2 separate regions of the Homo sapiens genome follow, and region 2 is linked to region 1. The links are chromatin loops, found by intact Hi-C in ENCODE. Cell type or tissue: mammary epithelial cell. All regions are shown on one strand. Links, peaks and the distances in the headings refer to the core of each region. The heading gives the core; the rest is flanking DNA.

Evidence for each region. Hi-C counts contacts between places; a loop is a spot of excess contacts. Peaks named below come from ENCODE experiments on the same cell type or tissue, not always from the same donor. Only the 100,000 strongest peaks of a DNase experiment are listed, where the experiment ranks them.
Region 2: it touches region 1 in a loop (13-fold over the local background); 10 of 110 quality-filtered maps call a loop at or near these places.

The regions. Positions count from the first base shown.
Region 1 is chr19:51,773,965-51,790,961 of GRCh38, reverse strand. LOC105372448 (a long non-coding RNA gene) reads left to right here and starts at 7,353. Exons shown (of 3, transcript XR_936049.2): 1 at 7,353-7,542; 2 at 9,616-9,785; 3 at 10,981-11,263. RefSeq lists a silencer at 12,852-13,146. In mammary epithelial cell, for the core only: a CTCF peak has its summit at 7,354; DNase peaks (open chromatin) are centred at 5,791 and 7,321; H3K27ac peaks cover 1,290 bases.
Region 2 is chr19:51,599,725-51,612,222 of GRCh38, reverse strand. It overlaps SIGLEC5 (sialic acid binding Ig like lectin 5), which reads left to right. Exons shown (of 9, transcript NM_003830.4): 9 at 1-1,263. It also overlaps the pseudogene LOC339352. Among named protein-coding and RNA genes, the nearest start is that of LINC01530, 12 kb to the right of the region's middle. RefSeq lists an enhancer at 4,810-5,169. In mammary epithelial cell, for the core only: a CTCF peak has its summit at 4,104; a DNase peak (open chromatin) is centred at 4,062.

The DNA of each region.
Region 1 (16,997 bases), core at 4,304-12,303:
TATTATAATTAGAAATACCTAAAAATGTGGAAATGGCTTTGGAACTGGGTAATGTGAGAGGCTGGAAGAGTTTGTGAGTGCTAGAAAAAACTCTACATTTCCATGAATGTAACGTTGAGGGTGATTCTGCTACAGGCTCAGAAGAAGATTGCAATAATGATCAGAGTATTGGTAGAAATGTAGAAGTAGGTCATTCTGATGAGATCTCAGATGAAAATGAGAAATATTATTGGAAACTGTAGGAAAGGACAGCCTCATTATAAAGTGGCAAAGAACTTGGCTGAATTGTGTCTGTGTCCTTGTGCTTTGTGGAAGGTAGAACTTCTGAGTGATGGAATAAGATGTTTGGTGGAAGTTACATCTAAGCAAAGCATTGAGGGTGTGGCATGGCTTCTCTTGATTGCTTATAGTAAAATGCAGGAAAAGAGTTACATAAAAAATGGCAATTATAGGCCAGGCACGGTGGCTCACTCCTGTAATCCCAGCACTTTGGGAGACCGAGGCAGGTGGATCATGAGGTCAGGAGATCGAGACCAGCCTGGCCAACATAGTGAAACTCTGTCTCTACTAAAAATACAAAAATGAGCCGGGTGTGGTGGTGAACACCTGTAATCCCAGCTACTCAGAGGCTGAGGCAAGAGAATTGCTTGAACCTGGGAGGTAGAGTTTGCAGTGGGCCGAGATCGCGCCACTGCGCACCCCAGCCTGGGTGATAGAGTAAGACTCCATCTCAAAAAAAAAAAAAAAAAAAAGGCAATTATAATCAAAAAGGAAGTAGAACCTAAAGATTTGGAAAATTCTCAGCCTGTAAAAAGTGCAAAAGTATGTTCAGGGGAGAACACCAATGGTGTGGGTAAGTGAACATTTGATACGGAGATTAGCATGGATAGAAGCCAGATAGTATTCATCAAGACAATGGAAGAATGACTCTGAAGGCATCTCACAGATCTTCACATCTTCCCTGCCCATCACAGGCACAGAATGCAAACAATTTCAAGGTTTTGGCGGCAAACAATTTCAAGATTGTATTCCCCATATTCCAGTATAGCACTCCTTGGCCTTCCAAGCTTTGGCTCAAGCACGCCAGACTGCGGCTCAGGCCACTTCTCTGGATGGCACAGGCTGTAAGCCAAGGCTACATCTGTGTGGTGTCATCTCCACCAGGGCACAGAGTGCATGAGCTGCGGGGTTGTGGCTGCCTCCCCTTAGATTTTGAAGGAAGGTGCTACCTGGAGTCGCAGGCATGCAACTCAGGGAGAGGGCTGTCTCCAGAGACTCTCTGTCTCTCCACAGAGAGTCCCTCCCCCAATATGATGGCATTAAGAGAATGCCCAGTACAGCAGCGGGGATGGGGCCACCACAGAGTGCCTCCACTAGGGCAATGTCCAGTGGAACCCTGGGGGTGAGGCTGCCCCTGAGACCTCAGAACAGTGTAGCCACCTGTGTGCAATACCACCCTTGGGGAGCTACAGCACCTGACTTCAGCCCCTGAGAGCTGCTGCATCAGCTACACCCAGCAAAGCCATGATGGTGGTTCTGCCCAGAGCTGTTGTGGCCCAACCCCAGCTCCAATGTGTCCAAAAAGCAGAACATGGAGTCAAAGAACATTATACTGAGGCCTTAAAATGTATTTGCCACATTGTTTTGGACTTCCTCAGGATCTGGTTCCCCTTTCTTCCTTCCTATTTCTCCTTTTTGATATGGGAATGTCAATCCTAGATTGTCCCACCACTATATTTTCGAAAGCACGTAATTGTCTGATTTAACAGGCTTACAGCTGAAGAGGAATTTGCCTCAGGATGAATCATACTTTGAGTCTCACCCATGTCTGACTGAGACGATCCTTAGATGATTTTTGCCCCATTGGAGTGAAAGTTCATTTTAAGACTCTTATTCTGTTTACTTGCCTCTAGGCATTTTTGTTAATCATGGGCCATTTCGTAGCAAGAAAGAAAACCTACTTATGTTTTGGTTTTTTGTTTTTTTTTTTTTTTTTTTTAGATGGAGTCTTGATCTGTCAACCAGGTTGGAATACAGTGGCATGATCTCAGCTCACCGCAACCTCCACTTCCCAGGTTCAAGTGATTCTCCTGCCTCAGCCTCCTGAGTAGCTGGGATTATAGGCATGCGCCACCATGCTCGGCTTATTTCTGTATTTTTAGCACAGATGGGGTCTCGCCGTGTTGGCCAGGCTGGTCTCGAACTCCTGACCAGCCTGGTGATCCGTCCACCTCGACCTCCCAAAGTGCTGGGATTACAGGTGTGAGCCACCATACCCAACTGCTTATGTTTTAATAACGAGAGTTTATGGGAAACATGCAGAGGCATCCAGGAACCCAGTTTTAGGAAGAATAATTGGACTTCAAAAGACTTGCAAATGTGTTTGGCAATTAGTCTCTGTGGGGTCCTTTGCCTCTTTTTTTCTCTTGACATCTGGGTCCTTCTCCTTTATGCATAATGGTGTCCTCTGCCATTTCCCTTATTTTAATTCCCCCCTCCCAACCATCACACACACACAGTATTTTGGTTTCCTTGTGCCTCTTAGACACATCTATACTTCTTACCCTTCCTTCCTTGGGAATCTTCTAAAATGCTTCTTGTTATTAGGACCCAAAGATAAATTTTTATAAAATAAATCTGAACATATCTCGCCTCAGATCTAAAATTTTCAGTATTTTTTCATTTCATCCCTATCTTCCTGGCATGAGATGCTGTATTGTGAGACCAGGAGCTATGGCAGCTATCTTGGGGCCGTGAGGTGGCAATTTCCAGGAAAAAAAAAACACACCAAAATAGTGATGAAAAAGTGAAAAGATCAAAATAAACTTATTAAATGATATAATTTGGACAGAAAGTAATTTAGTACTACTCACTTGCAAAATTCTTGGAAAGCAAATAAACCATAAATGTTGTCTTTGGTTTAAGCCATTGTTAGGTGTAATTTTAAATTATAAACTACTTAAAATTGTAAACAGCCTTAATGACACAAAGCCTTGGGAATAATGCTTTTAGGTGGACTACCTTATTTCTGTCTCTGCTTCCCATTTATCTCCATACCACTCTGATACCCTTGGATAGAACCTAATATTTCAGAAAGCCCACCACCTCTTTGCACTAGAAACCTACAAATGAGCTTCCACTGGAGCCAAAAATTATGGGGTTAATCTTGGGGTGCCTGGGTGTGGATGCTCTGTCCTGTCAACTTCTCTGCCTCCCTTCAATCTCTCAGTGGTTTTGGTCTCCATCCTTCTCGTCTTCATTCTGCCTTTCATTGCTTCCCTCTAATTCTTCTGTTACTGGAAGGGGTCCTGATCCAGACCCCAAGGGAGGGTTCTTGATCTCGCACAAGGAAGAATTCAGCGTGACTCCATAGAATAAAGTGAAAACAAGTTTATTAAGAAAGTAAAGGAATAAAGCATGGCTATTCCATAGACAAAGTAGCCCTGAGGGCTGCTAGTTGGCCATTTTTATGGTTATTTCTTGATGATACGCTAAACAAGGGGTGGATTATTCATTCCTCCCCTTTTTAGACCATATAGGGTAACTTCCTGACGTTGCCATGGCATCTGTAACCTGTCATGGCACTGGTGGGGGTGTAGCAGTGAGGACGACCAGAGGTCACTCTCGTGGCCATCTTGATTTTGGTGGCTTTTGGCCGGCTTCTTTACTGCAACCTGTTTTATCAGCAAGGTCTTTATGACCTGTTTTTTTGTGCTGAACTCCTATCTCATCCTGTGACTTAGAATGCCTTCACTGTCTGGGAATGCAGCCCAGTAGGTCTCAGCCTAATTTTACCCAGCTACTATTCAACATGGAGTTGCTCTGGTTCCAGTGCCTCTGACATCATTACAGTACTTGCTCCTCTCTTTACCTTGACCCTTGGAGAGAGAAGGGTCCTGGACACCCAGATTCCTTGGCCCTTTAGGTTGAGAGGGTTGAATCTCTGCATCCCACAAAGACTGAGGTTGAGAAACACAGTCAGGTACTTTAGTTCCTAAATGGGCCCACAACAATCCACTGCTATTAAAACAAGTAGTATATTGGTGTGTTCTTAGGGCCATTAAAAATCAGAAGGAGCTCTGCTTTCTGTTTCCTGTTCCCCAACTGGTTTCAGTTCTCTTACTCCTCCTCCTGTCCCTTGGGCTAACTTCTGCTGTGAAAATTACATGACAGTGACTCTCTCCAGGAGATCAGGACCTAGAACTTCCCAGAGCAAGGACCCAGCTGGTGGAATATAAAATCCAGATGAAGAACATATCTCTGGGGATGGGGAGCTTGTTAAGGGCATACTTAATAGACGCTTTGGAGTACAATAGACTCTTTGGAGTGAGTAGAAGAATGTGAAGTTGAAGAATAATTTCTTTTCTTTTCTTTTTTACTTTAAGTTCTGGGGTACACGTGCAGAATGTGCAGGTTTGTTTCATAGGTATACATGTGCCATGGTGGTTTGCTGCACCCATCAACCTGTCATCTGCATTAGGTATTTCTCCTAATGCTATCCCTCCCCTAGCCCCCCAGCCCCCGACAGACCCCAGTGTGTGATATTCCCCATCCCTGTGTCCATGTGTTCTCATTGTTCAACTCCCACTTAGGAGTGAGAACATGTAAGAGATTCTAGGCAGGGCGCGGTGGCTCACACCTGTAGTCCCAGCACTTTAGGAGGCCGAGGCGGGTGGATCACGAGGTCAGGAGATCGAGACCATCCTGGCTAACACGGTGAAACCTGTCTCTACTAAAAATACAAAAAATTAGCCGGGCGTGGTGGTGGGCGCCTGTAGTCCCAGCTACTCGGGAGGCTGAAGCAGGAGAATGGCGTGAACCCGGCAGGGCGGAGCTTGCAGTGAGCCGAGGTTGTGCCACAGCACTCCAGCCTGGGCGACAGGAGCGAAACTCCGTCTCGAAAAAAAATAAATAAATAAAAACAAACAAAAAACCCTCAATCTAAGTTTTACCTCCTTTATAAAAACTAATCCAAAATGGATTACAGATTTAAATATTAAATGCAAAACTACTAACTTTTTAGAAGAAAACATAGAAGAAATAGTGAAGACTTAAGGCTAAGCAGGGAGTTCATAGACACGACACCAAAAGCACAATCCATAGAAGAAAAAAGTATAAATTGGACTTAATTAAAATGGAAAATATTTACTCTTTTGAAAGTTGCTATTCGGCTTCAGAGTCAATATAAAAATTTTAAAAACATAGCAAATCATGACATTCCCCTGCTCTTCATTCTCCAGTGGTTTCCAAATTTCTAACTCATGCTTACCAAGCTCTACCAGAACTGGCGCAGACATCATTCGGTGGAAATCTACTCCCCTTTCACAGAATAGCAGGTGAATGCAGAGGCTGTTTCAATAGATGAAGAGACAGAGAGTGAGAAATGCAAAGGCACTCAGATCAGTGATTGTAAAGATTGAGGGAAAAGGGTAATTTTGTGATTGACAGAAGGCAGCAATGAAGGTTATCAAGAGAATAAGTACAGTTTCATGGACTAGAATGGAGAGTGACTGAGAGGCTACTTTATCTTAGAGGCTCAGAAAACAATATCTTGAGGAGGTGACATGTGAGCTGAAATCAGAATTACATGAACTGCTAATGTGAAGTGTAACCACCCAATGGGTTCACCTTGCCGGCTGCCTAGACAGAGTCAATTTATCAAGGCGGGGAAATTGCAACAGAGAAAGAGTAAGTCACGCAGAGCCAGCTATGCAGGAGACTGGAGTTTCATTATTACTCAAATCAGCCTCCCCAACCATTCAGAGAGCAGAGTTTTGAAGAAGAACTTGGTGGGTGGGGGGAAGCCGGGGAGCCAAGAGTGTTGATTGGTTGGGTCAGAGATGAAATCACAGGGAATTGAAACTGTCTTCTTGCAGTGAGTCAGTTCCTGGGTGGAGGCCACAAGATCAGATGAGCCAGTTTATCCATCTGGGTGGTGCCAGCTGATCCATCAAGTGTAGAGTCTGCAAAATATCTCAAACACTGATCTTAGGAGCAGTTTAGGGAGGGTCAGAATCTTGTAGCCTCCAGCTGCATGACTCCTAAACCATAATTTCTAATCTTGTGGCTAATGTTAGTTCTACAAGGCAATCTAGTCCCCAGGGAAGAAGGAGGTCTGCTTTGGGAAAGGGCTGTTATCATCTTTGTTTTAAACTACAAACTAAGTTTTTCCCAAAGTCAGTTCAGCCTACACCCAGAAATGAACAAGGACAGCTCGGAGGTTAGAAGCAAGATGGAGTTGATTAAATTAGAGCTCTTTCACTGTCTCGGTCATAGTTTTGCAAAGGTGGTTTCAGAAGTTCAAGAGAAGAAATATTCCAGGCAGAGGAGTGGTTAGTACAAAGACTGTGAGACAAGAGTAAGCTTGGTGTGTTTGAGAAATAAAAATACTACTAGTGTAGTTACATCATAATAAGTGAGAAGAAACATGACGTGAGAGAATACGCAAGAACCAGATAATATGAGGCTTTCCTAGAGAAAGGCTTTAAATGTTTGTTTTATTAGTGCAATAGACAGCTATTATAGGGTGTTAATCAGGGGAGGAGCATGATGATGCTTACACTATGAAAAAGGTTTGTAAAGATGGATTGCTACAAAGCAAGAGTGGAAGCAGAAAGAAGAATTAGGAGACTATTACAGTCATCCAGATGGAGGTGGATTGGAGTCACGTGATAGCAGTGCATAGAAAAGAAACACACAGATTTGATCGATGTTTCTGACATAGAGTCAATGTGATTTGGTGATGGATGACAGTAAAAGAATCAGGAATAACTCATATTTGGTACTTAAGATATTAGGTAGAGGGTGGTGACTTTTTCTAAAATTGGAAATGATGTGGAAAACATGGCAATCAGTTTCTTGGGAAGAATCAGATTGATAGTTCTGTTTTGGTCATGCCACATAAAATACTTCAGTTAGATTTTCAAGTGGAAATGCAGAGGAGGGAGGTAGATACCAGTCAGGACTTCTTCTGAGAAGAGGTTGTGGATTATGATGGAGATTTGGGAGGGGTCATCAATGGACAGGTGGGATTTCAAGTTATAGGGACAAATTACCTAGGATGACTACATTGACACAAATAGGTGAGGGGGTCTAGAATTGGGCCCTTGGGTACACCAATATTTAAAAGTCAGAAAAGGGCCAATCAAGGAAATTGAGAAAGAGAAGTCACTGAGGTGGGAGGGAAACCAAACACGAGTGATGTCACCAGGAACATTATCTATTCAAAGATGAAAGGACTGGTCAACTGAGTCATATATGCTTAGGGGCATAAGATTCCACTGTTACCTGAGAGATGGTAGATTTCCCCCCATTGGATTCTTAGCCAAGCACCAAATGTCTGAACCTGCAGTGCGGTAACATGGCAACAGATGTCACTGTTATCCATAATAAGAGTAGTCCTGGTGCAGTAATCAGGAAAGGAACCCATATAGAATGGGTTGTTGTGAAAATGTGAAATGAGGAAGTAGAGAACTGAAGTGGTAGTGGCCCTTGTATTTGCTGTCAAGGAGAACAGAGATTGGTTGTAACGTTCAGAAGGAGGTTTGTGCTACAGAGTTTTTTTTTTTCAGTTAGATTAGAGAACATATTTTATATACATATATATACATATATATACACATATATGCATATATACACACATATATACACATATATACATATATACACATATATATACATATATACACATATATATACATATATATATGCTGATGGCAATAACAAAAAATTTAATGATACAGTAGAGAGAGAGAGAGAAAAAGAGAGACCACCTCCATCTCTTCCTCTCAATACCTACTCATTTATATTAGTTAATGTTTTATCATTCCTCTGTTTTTTCTCAGAATATGTGATTTTTAATAGAAAGTACAGAAGCGATAAAAGTAATATGACAGTTTTTAAATAGAGCAAAATATAAAGCCTTATTTCAATGAGAAATTAAGTAGATATTATTGGCGTTTCAAAACACAGTTCATAATTACAGAGTTTCCATAGATAAATAAAAATAATTAGTGTAAGTACCTGGGATGTCAGATGATAAAGAATCAAATGAGGAATTTTAAAGCAATAATAATTATGTTCGGTTTTTTACAGAGCAGTAGACCTTTTTTCCCACCTCTCTGGGGGGAAAGCACTGAAAACATATATCAGTCAGGGTTCTACCAGGTAAATAGAACTTATATATATATATGAGATTTATTGGTTTATGAGACTTTGGAAGCTGGCTCAGTAAGTCTGAAATCCATAGGGCAGACCATCAGGAAGGGAAGGCTGGAAACTCCCAGGCTGTAGTTGATGCTTCAGTCCACAGAGAGTTTCTTCTTCTTCATGGAAACCTTGGTTCTGCTCTTAAAATTTCTCAATTTTTTGTTTCAGGCTCATTCATATTATAAAGTTTAGTCTGCTTTACTTAAAGTCAGTTGGTAGTAAATGTTCATCATATCTGAAAAGAAATTCACTGCAACATCTATAATAATTTTTGATGAGGAGGACACTATAGCCTAGCCGCATTGACACACAAAGCTAACCCTCACAGTCCATTCTTGTCATCCAGTCACCCATACACGTTTCCTTAAATCATGTTTATTTTCCAAAGAAAGGTAAGAACAAAGTCCTCCTTCCTCCTAACATGATACACCTATCTTCCTTATAGCCAAAAATGCACTGACTCTTTCTCCAGAAGAGGATGCAGAGTCCTTGGGTGATGTTTCTTCTTCTCCTCCTTCTCCTTCGTCTTCCTCTTCCCCTTCCCCTCCTCCTCCTCCTATACTTCTCCTCCTCCTCCTCTTCCTCTTCCTCTTCTTCTTTTTCTTTGTCCAGGCTGCAGTGCAGTGGTGCAATGTCACCTCACTGCAACCTCCGCATCCTGAGTTCAAGGGATTCTCCTGCCTCAGCATCCCAAGTAGCTGGGATTATAGGTGCACAGCACCACACCAGGCTACTTTTTATGTTTTTAGTGGAGACGGGGTTTTATCACATTGGCCAGGCTGTTCTCAAACTACTGACCTCAAGTGACCTACCCGCCTTGGCCTCCCAAAGTGCTGGGATTATAGGCGTGAGCCACCACACCCAGCCTTCTCTCTTCTTTTTGATCTCCTCTAATATAAACACCATGATTTAAAATTACCTATTATTAATACATTTTATGTTATGTGATAATGAGACAAAAGAGGAAAGAAAACAAAAATTTTTGAAACACACAAATTTGTTCATGACAAAATAAGAAATATTCATTAAAATGATAGTCTTCACTTCTGTAACTGATTCTGCGATCATGGTAGTATTTATAACTACCATCTTTCACTCCTCAATCCATTTTCCATTTTCCCTCAACTAGTACCTCAGTTGGTCATCATCTGTGCCTAGTGGGGAAACCCAAACCTTCATTCCTGAAAGATCTGGGGCATTACAGTCCTGCTTGATAGAGCTGTGGTTTTACATGGACTTTAATAACAAAACAAGGTGGTACTCAGAGCTGCCCTAATGGGTCTGTCATATTCCAGACATGTTCTTCATTATCTCTATATAATATAGTAGCATACCAATTTCCTTCTTAGTAGCCAGGATCAGTCACCCCATCCATACAGTAACTCCCTTCTTTGCCTGCTGATTCAGAGCAAGAGGAGCCCAAAGTAGTGATGGGCAGTGGTACCTTCCAGTTCAGTAGAAACATTGTTGTGTCGCTGGGTGGATACATTTCTTCCTTTGGAACCAAGACCTCTGAGCCAACACAGCATAAGGTCATGAGGATGGGAAGCAGAAATTTTTCTAGTGGATCACTAAAGGTAATAATGAGTGATACAATTCCCATTTCTACCCCTTCATTCCTGGATCCTTGGATTCTAGTTATGGGAGAGAGAGCACCATACACTGAGTGCTGATTTAGAGTATGTATAGCTTCCTAAAGGATATTGCTCCAGCCCTGCAAGGTATTGCCTGCTAGCTGGTACTTGGGTAAGTCTTCAAAAGGTCATCCTACCATTCCTTCAAGCCGGCTACTCAAAATGGACAATATGGTAGGACCAGTGAATTCCAGAGTGTGGACCCATTGCCACAGTTTATTTGCTGTGAATTTAATCCCACAATCAAACCAATGCTGTATGGAATGCCATGATGATGGACAAGGCATTCTGTAAGTCCACAGATGATAGTTTTGGCAGAAGCATTATGTACAGAGAAAGCACATTCATGTTCAGAGTTAACATCTATCCCGATAAAAACGAGGCTCTGCTTCTCCCACAAGGGAAGTGGTCCAGTGTGTTCAACCTGCCACTGGGGAGCTGGGTGATTACCCAGGGAATGGTGCCATATCAGGGACTCAGTGTCCATCTCTGCTGTGGGCAGATTGGGCACTCAGCAGTGAGTGTAGCCAGATTGGCCTTGGCAAGTCAAAGTCCATGTTGCTGATCCCAGGAACAGCTTCTGTTCCTGCCACTGAAACTGTAGAAGCAGGAAACATGTTAGAATGATCAAGGATAGAAACTAGATTTCTCTGAATGTATCTACTTCCTCTTATGGTTTTTTGACTGTAACAAGAACGGGATAGGAGGTGCCAACTGGGAAGAAATTGTACTTGATGTACAACAGCATAACCTATATAAATTTTTAAAATCTTGCCCTTTCTTAAAACTGGGCTTGAAATTACATTCCTATTCCCATAGTCTAGATACCCATCGTGACTGGTAAAATGTTTACCGTGATTTGACTATCTAGAATGATCTCTAGAGACAGTGGCAGACTATATTTTCCACTGATATCTATGTTACATATTTATCTCATCCCACATGTTGTCTGTACAGGTAATTCACACTCCTCCCACTCCTTCCACAGAGAAGTGAGGATTTTTTCCCCCTCCTCTTCAATCTGGACCAGGACTTGTGACTGCCCTGACCAATGGAGTATGGCAGAAGTAATGCTATATCCCTTCCAAGTGTAGTTCATAAAAAGAATGAAACTTCCATTTAACGCTTTCCCCCTCAGATCACTCATCCTGGGAGATACCATCAGCCACGTTATGAGACTACTCCAGCAGTTCTGTGGTGAGGAAGCAACTTTCCAGCAACAACTCATTATCTATGGGATTATGTCACCTGGAAGTGAATTTTCTAGCCTCAGTCAAGCCTTCAGATAATTGCAGCCTCAGCTCACATCTGACTACAAACTCATGAGAGATTTCAATCCAGAAACACTCAAGCCAGAAACTTCCAAATTCCTGACCCAGAGAAATTGTAACAGATAGTAAATTAGATTACTATTGTTTTAAGCCATGTTTTGAGGGTGATTTGCCTGCAGCAATAGATAACTAACACAGGGACAACCTGGTATAATATTAGCTCAAGTGTGACTTAGAATAGGTGAAACATTATGAATTGCCAGGAGTTTTATCAACCAGCAAGCCTCCCAACTCTGTGTGGGTCTCACAAAATCTCCATCATTAGTAGTTAATTCTTTGACTCTATCTTCCAAACTTTATGCCTAGATTGCCATTTCAACTGGAAGAGAACACACTGGGCAAGAGGAACCATTGAGCACCTACTTCCCTACAAATTGGGACAGGAAGTTAGTGTTAGGACCTGAGGGAGGGAGAGTAAGGGACATAGTTTTTGGAGGCGATATTGGCTCTTTTTGTATCAGAGGTTGTCCTTCCTCTTTCACTGTGTTTCTCAGTAACTGTTATGTGCTTTGTGTGTACATACAAAAATCAGATCCAGATTTAGTTGGTTTGCTATTTGTGGTAAGAATTGAGGTGTAAAGGGCATGGGGGACTTTTTTCTGATAAATTATTAATTCTGTTCACTGTTGCTGAGAACCTCTTCTTTCAGAAGAACAAAGTATTGACAGCTTAGCTTGTCCACACCTGTGATTTCACGATCACAGCCTCACTCTCCAAATTTGCTTTCCTAACTAGGACTTCTCCCCATGTTTCCCTCCCAATGGCTGTGTTACCACCGCATATAAAAAAGACCATTTGTTCTATGGTGTGGACCATAAAGATATATCCGTGTTTCCAAGAGGTAATATTAGTTCTAATTCTCATGGTCTAATATTAGTTCTTATTATGTCCTCTAGTTAAAAGAGTATTTATTCAACTGCTAGAAAGCAGGGGAATCATTGCTGGGCGCAGTGGCTCACACAGAAATAAGCCCCGTGTGGTGGCATGTTCCTGTGGTCCCACCTACTCGGGAGACAGAGGTGGGATGATCGCTTGAGCTGGTGAGGTTGAGGCTTCAGTGAGCTATGATTGCACCACTGCACTCCAGCCTTGACCATAGAGCAAGACCCTGACTCAAAAACAAAACAAAACAAAAAAAGAAAACAGGGGAATCTGATTGCACATTACAATTTACCAGGGAATACCTAAAGGGAACAAAGTTAATCTGTGATTAAACACAGATTATTGTGCTCTGCTCCAAACTTTATAAATCAAGATGCTTTGATGTTGCAGTGACCTAACCCATATTAAAACAAACAAACAAACAAACAAACACCTCCCCAATTGACTCTGATGAAACAGCATCAGTGTAGGTCAACATTCGGGACGCAGTTAACTAGATGGTGTTTGGAGCCGCAGGAGGCATGAGATGGAAAGATAGAATGGAATCACAGTTGAACAGTCGCCAGCATCCTAAGCATTTACATGGACTTTCTTTCGTCTAATGGCACTGGTAACTCATAGAATGGGATGAGATACAGGAGAGATCTCTAGCCTCCACCGTCTCTGGAATGTACATTTTGGAATGAAGGGGACTTTCTGCATTGAAAGAACAAAGTTACTTGTACAGATGTGCTTAGAAATGTATTCTGGGCGAGCTAGCCCACAAATAATCAAGCTTTCCAAGGGTTATCTCCCAATGCGGTCACAGAACTGAGTGAAGCAAGAGTTGCATTTCCTTGTGTTTTCTTTTAGCTGCCACAAGAGGGAGCTCGATGTCTAATGAGTTCGTTTTCACGAGCCCAGGAGACCCGAGCCAGTCATGCCGGGGATGGCTTCCTCCTGCTGCCTTTGACCCTCCCTGTCCTAGCAAGTATGAATTTAGAGAATTGCAGCACCTATATGAAAGGTGTCCTGCTTCAAGCAGCCTAATTTCAGGAGCTATGAAGCTTTACTGGTATAAAGAAAAGGGGACCCGAATTCGATTGACTTATTTTTCGTTTTTTCCTCTTTTATTTGAAACAAGGTCTCGCTGTGTCACCCAGGCTGGAGTGCAGTGCCACAATCATAGCTCACTGCCGCCTTCGCCTCCCGGGCTCAAGCTATCCTCCCACCTCAGCCCCAGTCCTTCAGCTGGATCTACAGGCACGCACCACCAAGCCCAGGTAATTTTTGTATTTTCAGTAGAGACGAGGTCTCACTATGTTTCCCAGGCTGGTCTCGAACTCCTGGGCCCAAGCAATTCGCCCACCTCGGCCTCCCAAAGTGGTGGGGTTACAGGCATGAGCCGCTACATCCAGCTGACTTATTTCTCTTAGCTTTTAAAATGTGGACTATAACAACCACCCCACACACAAACACACACAATGAGAAAAAGATAAACGTGAAGATTAATATATTTGTGTAAAACAAAATGCTCATGTACTCCCACTCATGTCAAGAAATAGATCACTATTTGTTTTTCAGAAAAGTTGTCTTCCTAAGATGTGGCAATGGGCTTTATAGCTCTGATAGTAGATAAGAGCAGAGAAATCAACTAAATTACAAACGATCTTTTTTAGTATTACTTTTTTTAATTTTTAATTTTTGTCGGTACATAGTACATAGTAGTTGTATATATTTATGGGGTACATGAGATACTTTGATATCAGGCATGCAATGTGTAATAATCACATCATAGAAAATAGAGTATCCATTCCCTCAAATATTCGTCCTTTGGATTATAAAGAATCCAGTTATACTCTTTTAGTTTTTAAAAAATATATAATTAACTTATCATTGACTATATTCACTCTATTGTGCCTTTGAATACTAGGTTTCATTCATTCTTTCTGTTCTTTTTGTACGCATTAACCATCCCCACTTCTCCCCCGACTCCTGCCACCCTTCCCAATTTCTGGTAACCATCCTTCTATTCTCTATCTCCATGAGTTCAATTGTTTTGATTTTTAGCTCCCACAAATAAGTGAGAACATACAAAGTTTGTCTTTCTGTGCCTGATCCATTTCACTTAACATAATGACCTCCAGTTCCATCCATGTTGTTGCAAATGACAGAGTCTCATTATTTTTCATGGCAGAATAGTACTCCATTATGTATATGAACAATTTTTTTTTGTTCATTCATCTGTTGATAGACACTTAGGTTACAAACTATTGTAATTTTTTTCTATAGACAAACACACAGTCATGCAAAGGAATGTGTGTGTGCACAGGTATTCATTGTAGCTTTTTTTTTGTAATGAGCAAAAGATCAAAAGCAATTTGGTCAGATTAAATTTTGTTACATTCATCCAATAAAATACAATGCAAAAATTAAAAAGAATGAGGAACTTTGAGAATACAGACACAGAAGGAGGACTTTCTAACTCATGATAAATCCACGATCACCCTAATAACCAAATCCATTTAAAGACATTACAAGAAAACAAAACTACAGACCAATAACTCTCATGAACATAGATGCAAAAATTCTCAAAAACATATTAGGAAATCAAACCCAAAAATGTCTAAACTACTATAATGTAATGTATAAAACAAAGTATAAAAATTATTCATGCCAGGTATGCAAGTCTAGTTCAAATTTCAAAAATTAATTAATGTAATCAATTACATCAACAGACTAATGAAAAAACCACATAGTTATATCAGTAGAAGCAGAAAAAGTATTTGACAAAATTCAACACTCATTCATAATTTTTAAAAATGCTCAGTAACCTGGGAATAAAGAGGAACTTCCTCAATCTGATAAACAATGCCTACAAAAAATCCTACAGCTAACATTATACTTAACAGTGGGAAACTTGACGCTTTCCCAGTAAGGCCAGGAACAAGGCAAGGACGTCTTCTCTCATATTGGTTTTCAGCATTGCTGAAGTCTTAGCTAATTCAATTAAAAACAAACTAAAAAGGTATGCATATTGGAAAGGAAGAAAAAAAAACTATTTTGTTCACAACTGACATGATCATCTATGCAGAAAATCCAAAAGATTGGATAACAAACATTCCTGGAAGTAATAAGTGATTATAGCAGGGTTGCAGAGTACAAAAAAATCAATCACTTTCCTAGATACCAACAGTGAGCAAATGGAATTTGAAATTAAAAACACAATACTATTTACATTATGTCCCTCAGAAATGAAACACTGAGTAAAAATCTAACAAAATATGTACAAGATCTATATGAGAAAAACTACAACACTCTGATGAAAGAAATTATAGAAGAACTGAAGAAATTGAGAGATAGTCCATGTACAGGGCTAGGAAGATTCAAGATTGTCAAGATGTCAGTTTTCCTCAATTTGATCTTTGGATTCAGTACAATCCCAATAAAAATTCCAGCAATTTATTCTGTGGATATAACAAACTGATTCTAAAGTTTACATGGACAGGGAAAAGACCCAGTATAGCCAACATAATATTGAACAAGAAGAGCAAAGTTGGAGGACTGACACCATCTGATTTCAAGACATACTGTAAAGCTACAGTAACCAAGACAGTGTACTACAGGCAAAAGAACAGACAAATAGATCAATGGAACTGAATAAGAGAGCCCAGAAATAGACTCACATTAATATTGTCAAGTGATCTTTATCAAAGGAGCAAAGGCAATTCAATGGAGAAAAGATAGTCTTTTCAACAAATGGTTCTGGAATGACTAGACATCCATGTGCAAAAAAGTAACTTTAGAAACAGACCTTACATGCTTTGCTAAAATTAACTTAAAATGGATCGCAGACCTAAATGTAAAAGACAAAACTATAAAACACCTAGAAGATAACATAGGAGAAAATCTAGATGACGTTTGGTTTGACAATGACTTTGTAATTACAAAACAAAAGATATAATCCGTGAAAGAAAGAATCAAGAAGGCAATTCTTATTAAAATTGAAAATTTCTGGCTGGGCATGGTGGCTCACACCTGTAATCCCAGCACTTTGGGAGGCTGAGGTGGGAGGATCACTTGAGCCCAGGAATTTGAGACCAGCCTAGGCAACAAAGTGAGACCCCCATTTCTACAGAAAATAAATGATTAGCTGGGCATAGTGGTGCATACCTGCAGTCCTAGCTACTTGGGAGGATGAAGTGGGGGGATCACTTGAGTCCGTGAGGTTGAGGCTGCTGTGAGCTGTGATGGTGCCACTGCACTCCAGTGTGGGTGACAGAGTGAGACTCTGTCTCAAAAAAAAAAAAATCTAAAAAAAAAAAAAATCTGCTCTATGGGAGAGTGTTGCAGGAGACATATCAGATAAAGGACTGTTATCCAAAATATTCAAAGAACTCCTAAAACTCAACAATAAGGACACAGAAAGCCCATTTTAAAAATGGGCCAAGCCCTTAACAGGCACCTCAAGAAAGAAGATATACAGATGCCAGGTTAACATATGAGAGGGTGATACACATCATATATCATCAGGGAAATGCAAGTTAAAACAGTGAGATACCACCCTACACCTATTAGAAATGGCCAAAATCCAGAACACTGACACAACCAAATGCTGGCAAAGACATGGAACATCCTCATTCATTATTGGTGGGAATGCAAAATGATACAGCCACCTTGGAAGAGAGTTTGGCAGTTTCCCATGCAACTAAACATATGCTTACCATACAATCCAGCAATCATGTTCTTTGGTATTTATCCAAACAAGTTATAAACTTCTGTCCACACAAAAACCTGCACATGGATGTTTATAGCAGCTTTATTTATAATTGTCCAATTGGGAAGCAACCAAGATGTTTTTCAGTAGGTGAATGGATAAATAAATGATGGTACATCCAGACAGTGGACATTATTCAATGCTAAAAAGTAATGAGCTATCAGTCTATGAAAAGACATGGAGGAA
Region 2 (12,498 bases), core at 1-8,000, 170 kb after region 1:
CCAGAGTTCAGTCCTGGCTGGAGGAGCCACAGCCTGTCTGGGGGAAAGGACAAGTCAGGGACCACTTGCTGAAGCACGAAGAGCCCTTGTGGCAATGTTAACATTAACTGATGTTTAAGTGCTCCAAGCAGATGGAATTAGAGAGGTGGGCTCAAATCTAGGCCCTGGCACTGTCATCAAGCAATTCACTGCATCCCTCTGTGCCTCAGTTTCCCATTCTGTAAATCAGAGATCATGCATGCTACCTCAAAGGTTGTTGTGAACATTAAAGAAATCAACACATGGAAATCAACCAACATGGGTCCTGGAACAGGGCGTTGTGCTCAGTGCTTTCTGGTCTCTCTTCCTTGAATAGAAAGGTCCTGCTGGCAAGTTCTCTCAAGGCTGGGGATGACCAGGCACAAAAAACAGGGCAGCAATATGTTGGTGTCACTCCCCTTCCCAAAACTCTTCGAAGACTCCCTAGGAAAGACCAGCCCCTCAGCCTGGCACTTGGTTCATGATGTGGGATCTTATATCCTTGCCAGAGTCATATCTTTGCCCACTTTTACCTGCAATCCTTGCATCATATTCCTTTGGCTCCAGTCCTTCATTTATGAGACCCATAGGAATCCTTCCAACAGCCAAAGAGTTGAGTCTAACTCTTTCCTGCCCAAACCCATTCACGGCCCCCTGGCCTTAGACAATATATCACAAGCATCTCCCCTGACACATAAAGTCCTTCATGATCTCCCTGCTATCTATTCATTTATACTTTCCTCTTGCCTAACCCTTCCTTAAGCCTTTCATGCTGGTTCATACCACACTGTCTTTGCAATTTGAGATTCCTCCTCCTGGAAGCCATGCCTCCTTGCTTTCATCTGGCTTACACTATCTTTTCCTCCAAACATGAGTTAATGGGTGGTCTTGAGTTGGAAGAGTGGACTGAAGAAAGAACTTATACTCTCCCTCCTCTAAAATTGAACTAATTTATTTTTTAAAATGCTAAACCAAAAGCAGCTAAAAATTCTCCAGTTACTTATCTAGGGTATCTCCAAACCCAGATAAATGACAATGTTAGAAACTTCAGCAAGTGGTCATGAGGAAATGAGTGGATAATTCCAGTGGAGTACTGGGAGGACATTGATTCTCAATATCTACCACCCAAACTTCATTTTCATCACTGTAAAGAAGGTGAATTGTGACTACTGTTTTGGTTATGACAGGTTAGATAATTTTGATCAAGCCTTGTGTTGAAAATAATAAAATCTTTTGGGGAAAAAATGAGTAGAAAAAGAATCCTTCCCTTAAATAGTATAGAATGCCTGAAAAGAAAATGGAAACTTAGGCCAAAATTCTGGGGAAAGGCTGAACCCAGAGAAGTAAGCAGAATCACTAAGCCAAAATTCCCAGGGGCATTTGCTCATATTGAAAAAGGAAGCTTTGGTTCTTTGGTCTTGCATGTGGCTCTGGAAATGAAGGTTAAGTCTGTGGCCCAGCGAAAGGTTGCAAATGTCAAAAGAGACCATCCCTACATTGGGTTTGTGTCAAGGTAAGGCTGAATCAAAACTGAAGACAAGGAAAAAAATCTGAACAGCTACCAGAGAAAAAGGATCACCTTCAAAAGAAAAGTCATTTAATTGACAACTGAATTATCAGTAGCAACCTGGAGAGTAGAAGAAGGCAAATACTATTTCTAACATCAATTTGCAATCTATACTCAGTAAAGTCAACTCAAAAATGAGAAAGCAATAATGATCTTTCAGAGCAAGTAAATGGGGGAGCTTTAATAAAAACAAAAGATAGTTTAGAATTCCTGACAATCACAATAGTTAAGTACCAAGGTAAGTGTATTTTACATGTCCCAATATCCATATATTATCCAGGAGGAGAGAGAGGTTTTCATTTACTAAAGACTTTGATAGGTTAATAAGGCATGCTGTAAATTTTTCTCATGACGGCTAAAAGAACAGAATCATAATATATAACTTTCAACCTAGTGATCACTAAAGGTATACTATTAAAAACTTAGTAAACCAGCCAGGCGCAGTGGCTCACACCTGTAATCCTAGCACTTCGAGAGGCCGAGGGGTGGAGAATCACTTGAGCCCAGGAGTTCAAGAATAGCCTAGGCAACATGGCAAAACACACCTCTACAAAAAAGTACAAAAAATTTAGCCAGGCATGGTAGCATATGCCTGTAGTCCCAGCTACTTGGGAGGCCGAGACAGGAGGATCACCTGAGCCCGGAAGGTGGAGACTGCAGTAAGCCGAGTGATAGAGTGAGACCTTGTCTCAAAAAACAAACAAAAAGCCAAACAACAACAAAATTACTTAGTAAACAAAACAAACAAACAAAACGGAGAAATAAAGTAATGTAGAATTGGTGACACATACAGAAAACAAAATATAACATGGGATATTTATGTTAAATATAATTGGATAAATGCTTCAGTTTAAAACAGAGTCCACTTGGATGGATTCCAAGTATATGATCTTTACAACATATACACGTAAAGTACAAGGATAGAGAAGGCCAAAAGTGAAAGTATATTATGCCGACATTAATAAAAGGAAAGCTAGTGCAGTCCTATTTGGCCATACAAAATACACATTACCACATTGTTCCATTTGTGTGAATGTTTAAAGCAATTATTCTTGCTTAAAAATATATACACAGGTATTATGCTTATGGGCAAAGGCAGGGAAAAGGATAATCCCAAATATCAGCAAGGTGGTACTCATAAGAAGGTCAGGGAGGGTGGGAAACAAAGAGGGGTTCTAAGATTCCTGGGGTGCCCGCATGTTCTATTTCTCAGCATAACAGATGATCACACAATGTGAATGGTAAGTATATTTCTGATAACACAAACATGGAAAAATATTGCAAGCTAGGAAATGTCTGATCTTCTGATAGTCATCTTTTCTTAAATTTTTTGAAGAAAAAATAATTTTCTTTAAGGAGATTATGACAAAAAGTTAATAAAAACTCATCCTTCTTACCAAAAATCTTGATAGATTTGACAACATCACAGTGGAAAATATCACCAGGCTCAGTGGCTCATGCCTGTAATCCCAGCACTTTGGGAGAGTGAGGCAGGAGGATCACTTGAGCCCAGGTGTTTGGAACGAGTCTGGCAATGTAGTGAGACCCTGTCTCTACAAAAAGAAAAAAAAGTTAGTGGGCATGGAAGCACACACCTGTGGTCCTAGCTACTTGGAAGGCTGAGATGGGATGATCGCTTGAGCCCAGGAGTTCAAGAAGAGCCTGGGCAACATAGTAAGAACCCATCTCTACAAAAAATAAACAAAAATGAGTTGGGCATGGTGGCAGGTGCCTGTGGTCCCAGCTACTCAGGAGGCTGAGATGGGAGGATCACTTGTGCCCTGGAGGTTGAGACTGCAGTGAGCTGAGATCATGACACTGCAGTCCAGCATGGGTGACAGAGTGAGACTTTGTCTCAAAAAAAAAAAAAAAGAAAAAAAATATACACACACACACACACACACACACACACACATATATATATGCACCAATAATGTGAGACCCCATGAAATCGCGTATACATCCAGTCTCTGTTTCCCACTCTGTCAAATGAGAATTATTAACCAAACCTCTCTTAGGTTGGTTATGAAGATTAAATGAGGCATATATAGAAAAGCACAGCCCTGAGTCTGGAACTTGGGGAGCTTCAGTGAATGTCCATCTCTTTCCTAAACCCTTATCCGAGAGGAGATCCAGGCACGGACTTGCTACTTAAAGCGTGGTCCAAGAGCCAGCAACATCAGCATAATCTGGAACTTCAGAAAAATACCTTGTTCTTCCCTGTCCCTTAGCCAGGCCGGTACTACAATTCAAAAGAATGATCCTTAGCTCAACAAGAGGAGTGAGAGGAAAAGCACAGCGATAAGTCTCTTTCCCTGGCCTCTCCTTCCCAAAAGGGACCCAGCCTTTTCGAAGCCTCTCTGACTTAGGTGCCCCGCTGGCCTACAGCTCAGAACCGTGTGCTTGTAAATTCGTGTCCATGGCAGAGTTGGGAGTTTCCTGAACTCAGAGCACAGTTGTGGTGCAGAACCATGGACAGCGCCAACCCTGGGCTAGTTGTTCCCCAAATCGGGCATGGCGGGTGGAGCGCCCCCTGGGAGCAGAACTCTGTCCTGTCTCAAATGCAGAGGTAAGAAGGTTGGAAAGCAGAGTTGGTTACATTCTGTGCTGCAGGACAGAGGTGCTGGTCAGAGGACATTCAAACTCCTCCTCAGTCTTCTTCTGAAGTCCCCCTCATTTTAGGGAAGAGAAGACTTAACTTCAGAGAGATGGTGCATTTCTCACAGGCCACTGGGATCCTTGCCTCTCTGGGCTGACTCTGCCCTCACTCCTTCCAGGAAACCTTCTATGTGGTAGGCTCCATCTCTTCCTCCCTTCCTTTTCCAGTGAGTTGATAATTTGCTCTTGCTTTGAATCCCTTATTTGTCCTGTCATGGTGTTCTGAAAAACAGAACATGATATGTGATCCTTTTCCATACCTGACTCTGTGCCAAATCCTGAATCAGCTCAAATGAAGGAATGAAGGATCTATTAGAAGGCTGGTTGTGAAGTTATATTTGGAGCTGAGGGGTCACAGAAATAAATTCTAAGTTTTCCTTCATTCTACATGAATAGTAAGTGTTTAGACTAGGAAAAGGATCCTGGGGCCTCAGTGGACCACAGGATGGAGAGAGTTGTCATGAAGGGCAGAACAGGCAAGGCAATGTCAGGGTAAAATGGATGTGCGTTAAGGAGGGAGAGATCTGATAAATACTGTGAAGATGGGAGGCCCATAGGGCTGGAGGAACTGTCAAGAAGTCAAAACTCACACTGAAGGTGTGAGTGAAGGGCTTATCAGAAACCTGAGAATAAGCGAGGAGACATACAAAAATTCAGTGACTTTCTGAACTCAAATTGACACCAGAAAAACCACAAACATCACAGTCGAGTGTGAAGCTGGAGCCAGGGCCTCAGTTCTGAGTCACCGTCTCTGACCATGAAGGGCCCCCCTTGCAGGTGAGTTTCAGTTCCACCTTCTCGTGACTTCTTGTGTGATGGGTGGAGGGGCAGAAGATTCAGTTTCAGGGCTCCTACACTCTTCTGCTCTGAGAGAGATCTCCGAGTTCCAAGTGAACAGAGAAGAGGTGGGGCATGCCCCATTCATTTTCTGAGGAGAGGTAGGAATGGATGCCTGGAGGAGGCAACATCTGAGTGAGGAATGAGATGGCAGGGGGCACTGAACAGGTTATCAGTAGGCCTGGGGTAAAAGGAGGTCAGCTTTCACTTCCCTGGTAGTTGTTTGAGGGAAGAGGACTCCTAACAGAGAGAGGAACTTGGAGCAGCTCAATCCAGGAAAAGTCTCTAGCTGTGCTCTTTCTGTAGCTGCCTTGATCTCCAGGTAGAAGAGACTCATCAGGCGATGTCAGGAGTCCCAGACTCACCCCCCTCCAAACCCAAGATGCTGCTGTTGCCCCTGCTGTGCAGGTGCAGGGACAAGAGGATTGCAGGAAATGTGACTTCACAGAAGGTCCTTCGTCATCATTTTGGGGTACAGCTTGGAGAAATATGCAGGATAGAAGCTGCAGGTCTGAGATTTGAAGATGTGGTACAGGACAAACTGCCTCTGTATTCTCATGCTTTGATCTCTCATCTTGAAATTTTTGTGTTTACTCTAGAAGAGCCTATGTCTTTTGGTTTGTGGAAGAGGTCAACATTTCCATTTCCATGATCCTCCTATTTCCACAAATAGACCAGGTCAAAAGCTGCAGAAGAGACACCAAGAACCGTAGGCTGATTCCACCTCCTTGGGGACCTTCACTGAGCAACAGAGATGCCAAGAAGGAGGGGAGCATGACATTTTTCCCTCATGAGGAGAAGACTTTTAGTGAGATATTGTCACAAATAGAAAACATAACCTCTAAATGTGAAAGGTAGAGTACTACTCTACTTACAGAGAGCTTAGGTGTTCCCGTGTCCCATATCTGAGCACCTCTCATCCTTGAGGGCCAGTTGCGAGTTTGGAGGCCTCAGAGAAGGTAGATTTGCCATTGCCTTCTTCTTTCACATTTTAGACTCTGTTATGTTTGGTACTGGAGGATCCAGGTGAGGATGGCCCCCTTCCAGAACCAATAGCCACGAACTGGATCTGGGTCCATCTGGGGATCCTGGAGTGAGAAAAGTGCAAGGTGCAAGCTCTTCTGATCATCACAACCACAATAAGTGTGTGTGGGGGTGGAGGGAGGTGTGTCTCAGGGTGACCCATTCCCAGTAACAGTTCTTGGGTGTCCTATATCCTCAGCAGGCTCTGACATGGGGAAGTCAGAGCCCCATTGCACCCAGATTCCAGGATACCTAGGATGTGAATGTCAGGTGTCTGGGTCAGCACTTGCAGGGAGAGGGAGGACCTGGGGAACAGAGGAGGGTATGGTACCAGGAGTGGCCTGTGGATCAGCCCCGAGCTGGGTCCTCTGCTTTCAGCTCAGGGTCCTTCATGTCTTCCACAACCCAATCCTTTGGATGAAACAGGTTGCTGATTCCAAGCATAGACTGAAAAGCTAAGTAGAACATTTGAATCTCATGGGGATAGAATGATAAAAGTTATGGCTGAGGGCTTGCCAAGGAAAAAGGGCCATGGTAAACACTGTAGTGCTGTGGTTGGGACCTTGTAGAGTAAGGATGAGTTGGAACTAGATGATACCTCATAAGGATTAAAGCCAGACCAAATTTCCTCAATATCTGATCAAATTGAAGTGGTCGGCTTGCCACAAGCAACAGTAAATATGCCCTGAAGAAGGATAATGTGACCCAGAGCTTAAAATTATCTCCATAGGTTTTCATCACTCCACCAGACAAGAGTGTGGCCAGGGAAACAGCAGCCAAGAGTTTTATGAGAATAGAGCGCTCACTAGAGGACCTAGAACTTAATGCAAATGTGGTAGAGCTGGAAAGTGATGCTTTGGAGAAGGCAGGATGATCATGAGAGCATCATTAAGCAGTTCCATTGAAGAACAGGTGTGGGTAGGCAAGACAGAGCGTGCAGGGATATATGAAAAGCCAAGTATGCCCATTGTTACCATGGGACCCCCAAAGGGGGATCTCAGAAAGTTCTATGGAAAACTGTTGCCTGCGTAGCTACTACCTCTGTAAGCACACAGCCAAGCAGGTGGTGGTAGATTTGAGGCTGGTGTTGGTCATCCCCAGGGCTGGCAATTGGGAAGATGGCCTGCATGTGGAGCAAAGCAGGGAAAACTGCCTAATACATTATGCTATTTTATAGTTGTTTACAGCAGGAGGGTAAGTCTGGTACTAGTTACTCCATTCTGCCTGGTTATTATTATTAATCACATTCACAATTTTAATGGTTCTTTTAAAAATGTAATCCAATACAATGGTGAAACTCTCCATTTTAGCATCTGTTTTTACGTGATGACAATTAAAGTCCATACCTAAAACTCATATCTAGAACACCTGTAAATACATCTGTGCTTGATGCCCAGCCTCTTGGTATTCAACAATTTTGTCATATCTCCTGGCATGCTTGTCAACTTTTTAATTTTTAGTTGAATTTCTAGTATTTTGTTTGAAAAACTGCAGAGATTTTTTTGAGCTCTGACTGAAATTTTCCTCCTCTGGATTCTAGTACAGTCTAGAACAGCACTGTGCGATGGAACTTTCATGACGATGGAGGCATTGTGTCTGCATTGTTCAATATGGTGGTAAGGAGCACTTGAAAGGTGTTTAGGGTGACTGAGGACTTAATCCTTAATTTTATTTTAATTAATTTAAAGATAAATCGGCTCATGTGGCTAGGGCTACCCTATTTTTGCTTTCTGGCAAGTGGAATAGGGACAGATCCCTTAAGCCAGCCCCAGGCTGAGTGAGTTTGAAGATGGGTTTTGGTCTTTTTGTGGGCAGGTCTACTCCCAGTTGACCCATATTTTTTGGCGGGGGGGACGGAGTCTCACTCTGTTTCCCAGGCTGGAGTGCAGTGGCGCGATCTCAGCTCACTGCAAGCTCCACCTCCTGAGTTCACGCCATTCTCCTGCCTCAGCCTCCTGAGTAGCTAGGACTACAGGCGCCCGCCACCACGCCCGGCTAATTTTTTGTATTTTTAGTAGAGACAGGGTTTCACCGTGTTAGCCAGGATGGTCTCGATCTCCTGACCGCGTGATCCGCCCACCTTGGCCTCCCAAAGTGCTGGGATTACAGGTGTGAGCCACTGCGCCCGGCCGACCCTTACTTTTAATCTGTAACCCTTCTTGAGTTCTAATGGAAGGTTTGGGGTGTTTACTGGGCCTCTCCTTATCAGACCCGGAACATCAAATTTGGCTTACCCAGTTCCATCAGACTGCTGAGAGGAGAGTTTAAACATGTTGGGCTCACCTCAGTGATCTTCCCTTCCTTCCAGGGTTTTGGTCCCTCAAGTCCTGTCTACCTTGGTAGCACCAGGCTCCATGATCTATTTGTATTTATTTAATTTTATTAATTTTTTTTTTTGTAGAGACAGGGTCTCTGTATGTTGCCCAGGCTGGCCTCAAACTCCTGAGCTCAAGAGATCCTCTCACGTTGGCACCCCAAAGTGCTGGGATTATAGGCATGAGCCACTGCACCTGGCCACCATGATTTCTGTCTCCAGCCCCAGCCATAACACTGCTGAAAGCTCAACTCAGGTTCCCATCTTCTTATCCTCTGCTTTCTGCTTGCTTCCTTAGCCTTTTGGCCCCTCCAGGAGAATGAGCTTCCCTTTTCTCTGCGATCCTGGCCAACTTGGTAGCTCTCCAATGTCATCAGATTGTTTTTGTGTGTGTATGTGTGTACTGTTTTTCCATTTGGTCTCAGTCTTAGTGTGGAAGTGTTGTTCTGACATTAGCTTCTCTATCATGGCTAGAAACCTCGCTTGCTTTGTTTGATCTCTGCCCCAAAGTCACCTTCTCAAAGAGGCCCTGGCCTTTCAAACTAAAATAACAGCTCTTTACACCTTTTCCCTTTATGTTATTTCTTATCTACAGCACTAATTATCTGACATTATATAGGTGTCTTTCCCACAAGGCCCTAAGTTCCATGAAAGACTCTGTCTTTTTTCTCTCACCAGTGCCTAGAACAGCCCCTGCACACATTAGGTGCTCAATAAGTGTTTCTTGGATGAATAATGCTGTTATTGTCCGATGGGGAGAGAGGTCTGGTCTTTGCCCTTAATGATCAGTCTAATTAGGGAGAGCATAACCCAAAACGGTGGGAAGGCCACAGAGTCAGGACAGGACCTATGGGTGGGGGACCTATGGGGTGGGGTTTGGGAGATCCCTACGCCCTGGACTGGGTGGGAGGGGAGAATCAGGAAGGTCCTCTTTCTGTAAGGACCCTGGAGGGTTTGAGCAGGCAGATGGGAAAGGGAAGGCATTCCTGACTAGGGAGGCAAGCCAGCAAAGCTCGGAGGTGGGACTGAGAACACCAAATCTCCCACAGGTTAGGCAGGAAGTTTCTGGGCCTCACTCCTTTCAGGACCAGCTGAGCAGCAATCCTGAAACTAAAAGCTCCCTGGTGGCCAAACCTTAATATGAACAACCAAGTTACTGAATCCTCCCAAGAGTACCCTGATGTCGGGGGAGTGGAGAGGGAGGGTTGCTTCTATTTTCAGAGGAGGAAATAGAAGGTCAGAAGAGTTAAGCGGCGATTCAGGCTCGCGCAGCTCTGCCTTCAGAGCTTGAGAGGTCTGCAAAGCCCACCAGCCCCTCCTTACCTATGACAAGAGACGGCAAGGGAGATTCAGGTGGTGATGGATGAGGACAGGATAGCATGGGGGAAAGGCAATCCCAAAATCTCTGACAGCTCTGGAGCCAGGCCAACCTGGTGGGAGCCCCCAGGTCAGTTACTGCGGCTCAGGCTACTGCCAGTGAGGCCGTGGAGGAGACGAAATGAGGGTGCAGCACGCGCTGCACACGAAGCGCTGGAAGGGAGGCATCGTGACGGGGGCTGTGAATGGCGTGTGTCCATCAAGTCACGTCACTCCGCTTACCCCACTGCGGGCAAACAGGAAACATCAGGAATCTGGTGCTCAAGGAGGGTCAGGACCATGCTGAGCGCACCCAGAACCAGCAGAGAACTGGGCAGGAGGTCCCCAACCAACCCCCACTCGCTCAGGAATCACAAGGTGTTCAGCCCCCTCCTCCCTGAGATCCAGGAGTCCACGACCCCAGGCCCTCCTTCCTCAGCCACAGATGCCTGGGGTCCCCAGCCCCACTTCCTCTAGCCCTAGTCCTGGTCCTCTCCTCTCTCAGACCTAGGATGGCCCCCCAGCCCCCTCCTCCCTCAGAGCCAGAAGGCCAGCTCGAGACCCTTCCTCCCTGAGACCCCGAAGTCTGGGGTCCCAGCTTCAGGGTTTCAGGTCACTGGGCCCCCATCCCCCTCCCACCTCACATGGAAGGCCAGGTAAGGTAACGGGTTTATTCACAGTGTCATTTACAGGCAGACCTCACCCGGGCGCGTCGGATCCCGGCGGGAGGCCCGGAGTCGCTAGAAGGTGGGGACGGTCTCGGAAGTGGGGGCCCGGGCCGGATCCCCGGGCGTCCCCGGCGTCGCCTCCTCGTCCAGCCCCCGGCGGCCCTTGCCGATGGCCAGGCGGGGCCGACCGCGGTTCAGGCCGTCCAGGAGGGAGCAGGCCTGGCAGAGCGCGCGGCTGGCCAGCGCCCCACAGCGGGGGCAGGCGCCGGGGCGCGGGGGCCGCGCGGCCGAGGCCAGCGCCAGGCGTTCGGCCGAGTGCACCAGGTCCAGCACCGCCGACGGCCGCGGCGCCTCCAGGCGCTTGAGCAGGTCCCGGGCGCTCCTCTCTTCTGAGAAGTAGTCGAGGCGGCGGAAGTGCCCGTACGGCACCACCTCCTGCGAGGCGAACTGCAGCGGGCGGCAGCGCGGAAGGGCACCCCCCTAGCCCGGAGAGCCCAGGCCCCCGCCCCGGGCCAGCCGCCCCGCAGGAAGTTCATGAGCACGGTGTCCACCATGTCGTCGGCGTTGTGACCTGGTGGGGAGAGACGGGAGAGGGTGAGGTGCGGCGCGGAGGGCGCTGCTGGCCAGGGAGCCCCTCGAGGAACCAAGGGTCCACCAGGACCCAGAGAGAGACTGGGAGGGGAGACCCACGGAGACCCAGGGCACAGTGGGGCCGCCAGGTCCCAGAGAGAGAGACGGCGACGGGGAGAGCGAGCCATGGAGACCTCCGAACAATGTGCAACAGCCAGGATCCAGAGACAGAGAGGGGGAGACAGAGCCATGGAGACCCCTGGGACACTGTGGGTAACCAGGACCCAGAGAGAGACGGGGAAGGGAGACCCAGGGCACAGCGGGGCCGCCAGGACCCAAGACAGAGAGGGGCAGGGGGAGGGGGAACAGATACTGATGGGGAAACCGGACCATGGAGACTCCCGGGCACCATGGAGCAACCAGAAGGAGACTGGAGGTGGACAGAAAACCTGAAGGGAACACAAACAAGCTCCTTGGGGGGAGCCCTCATTTGCCATCCACCTACTGTATACCAAGCCCTTCGCTAGCTCTCTTTCCACATAGCGGGTAAAAGTGCTTTAAGCTGCAAACACCATTTCAGCCTCAGTTAAAACTGTATTTCAGACTACACAGGAGAAAAAAGGGCCATCTAATGGGGATTCTCAAGAGAGCTGTAGACACAAGTGTCTCTGGGAATGCAGATCACGCGATTTACAAAGACCAGAAAGAAAGTTAATGAATACATACACACCAGTCGCCATACAATTTAAATGGAAACTACGTTTATTCTGCATTTTGTCATCTTATACTTGAGTCTGTATATTAAAATGCTGTTCTTCTTCGGGCTTCTCAAGTTGGTCATATTTCCCCTCCTCAAGGCCTTTGCCTCTCTGTGACCTCAGCTCAGAACACCCCCCGCCCAAACTCCAACTCATCCTTCACCTGGTTATTCACTGAGCCTTCGGGTCTCAGTTCACTCAGGAAACGTTTCCTTAATCCCCACCTTTTCCCCGCCACTAGTACCCCCTGATATAAATTCACACATTCTGTGTAATTTTCCGTAGTAGCACTCGTCAGGTTATAATTACATTCGTGAGAATCAGGCAGGAGCAGAGACTGTCTTGTGCTCTTGTGGATCATCATAACAGCAAACATTTACATCATGTTTACTGTTTTTCAGCCTCTAGTCTGAGTGCTTTATATATAACTCATCTAATTCCCAACTCAAGGACCCAGATATTATTAACATCCCCATTTTACAAAAGATGAAACGGAGGTTAAGTAATTTGCTCTAGGCTACACAGCTTGTATCTGGTATTTAGTCAATGGACGATGATTACTTATTGAAGTAATCATTGAGAGAAAATAAGAGTTGTCAGAGAGAAACCTATAAAGAAAAGGAGTTAAGAGACACAGTAGCATTTCAGACTGTGTGACTTTCGATGAGAGACACCTCTTCACATCTCTCTTTGTGAAGGGAGATACAAAGTCATTTCCCTCTACTAAAA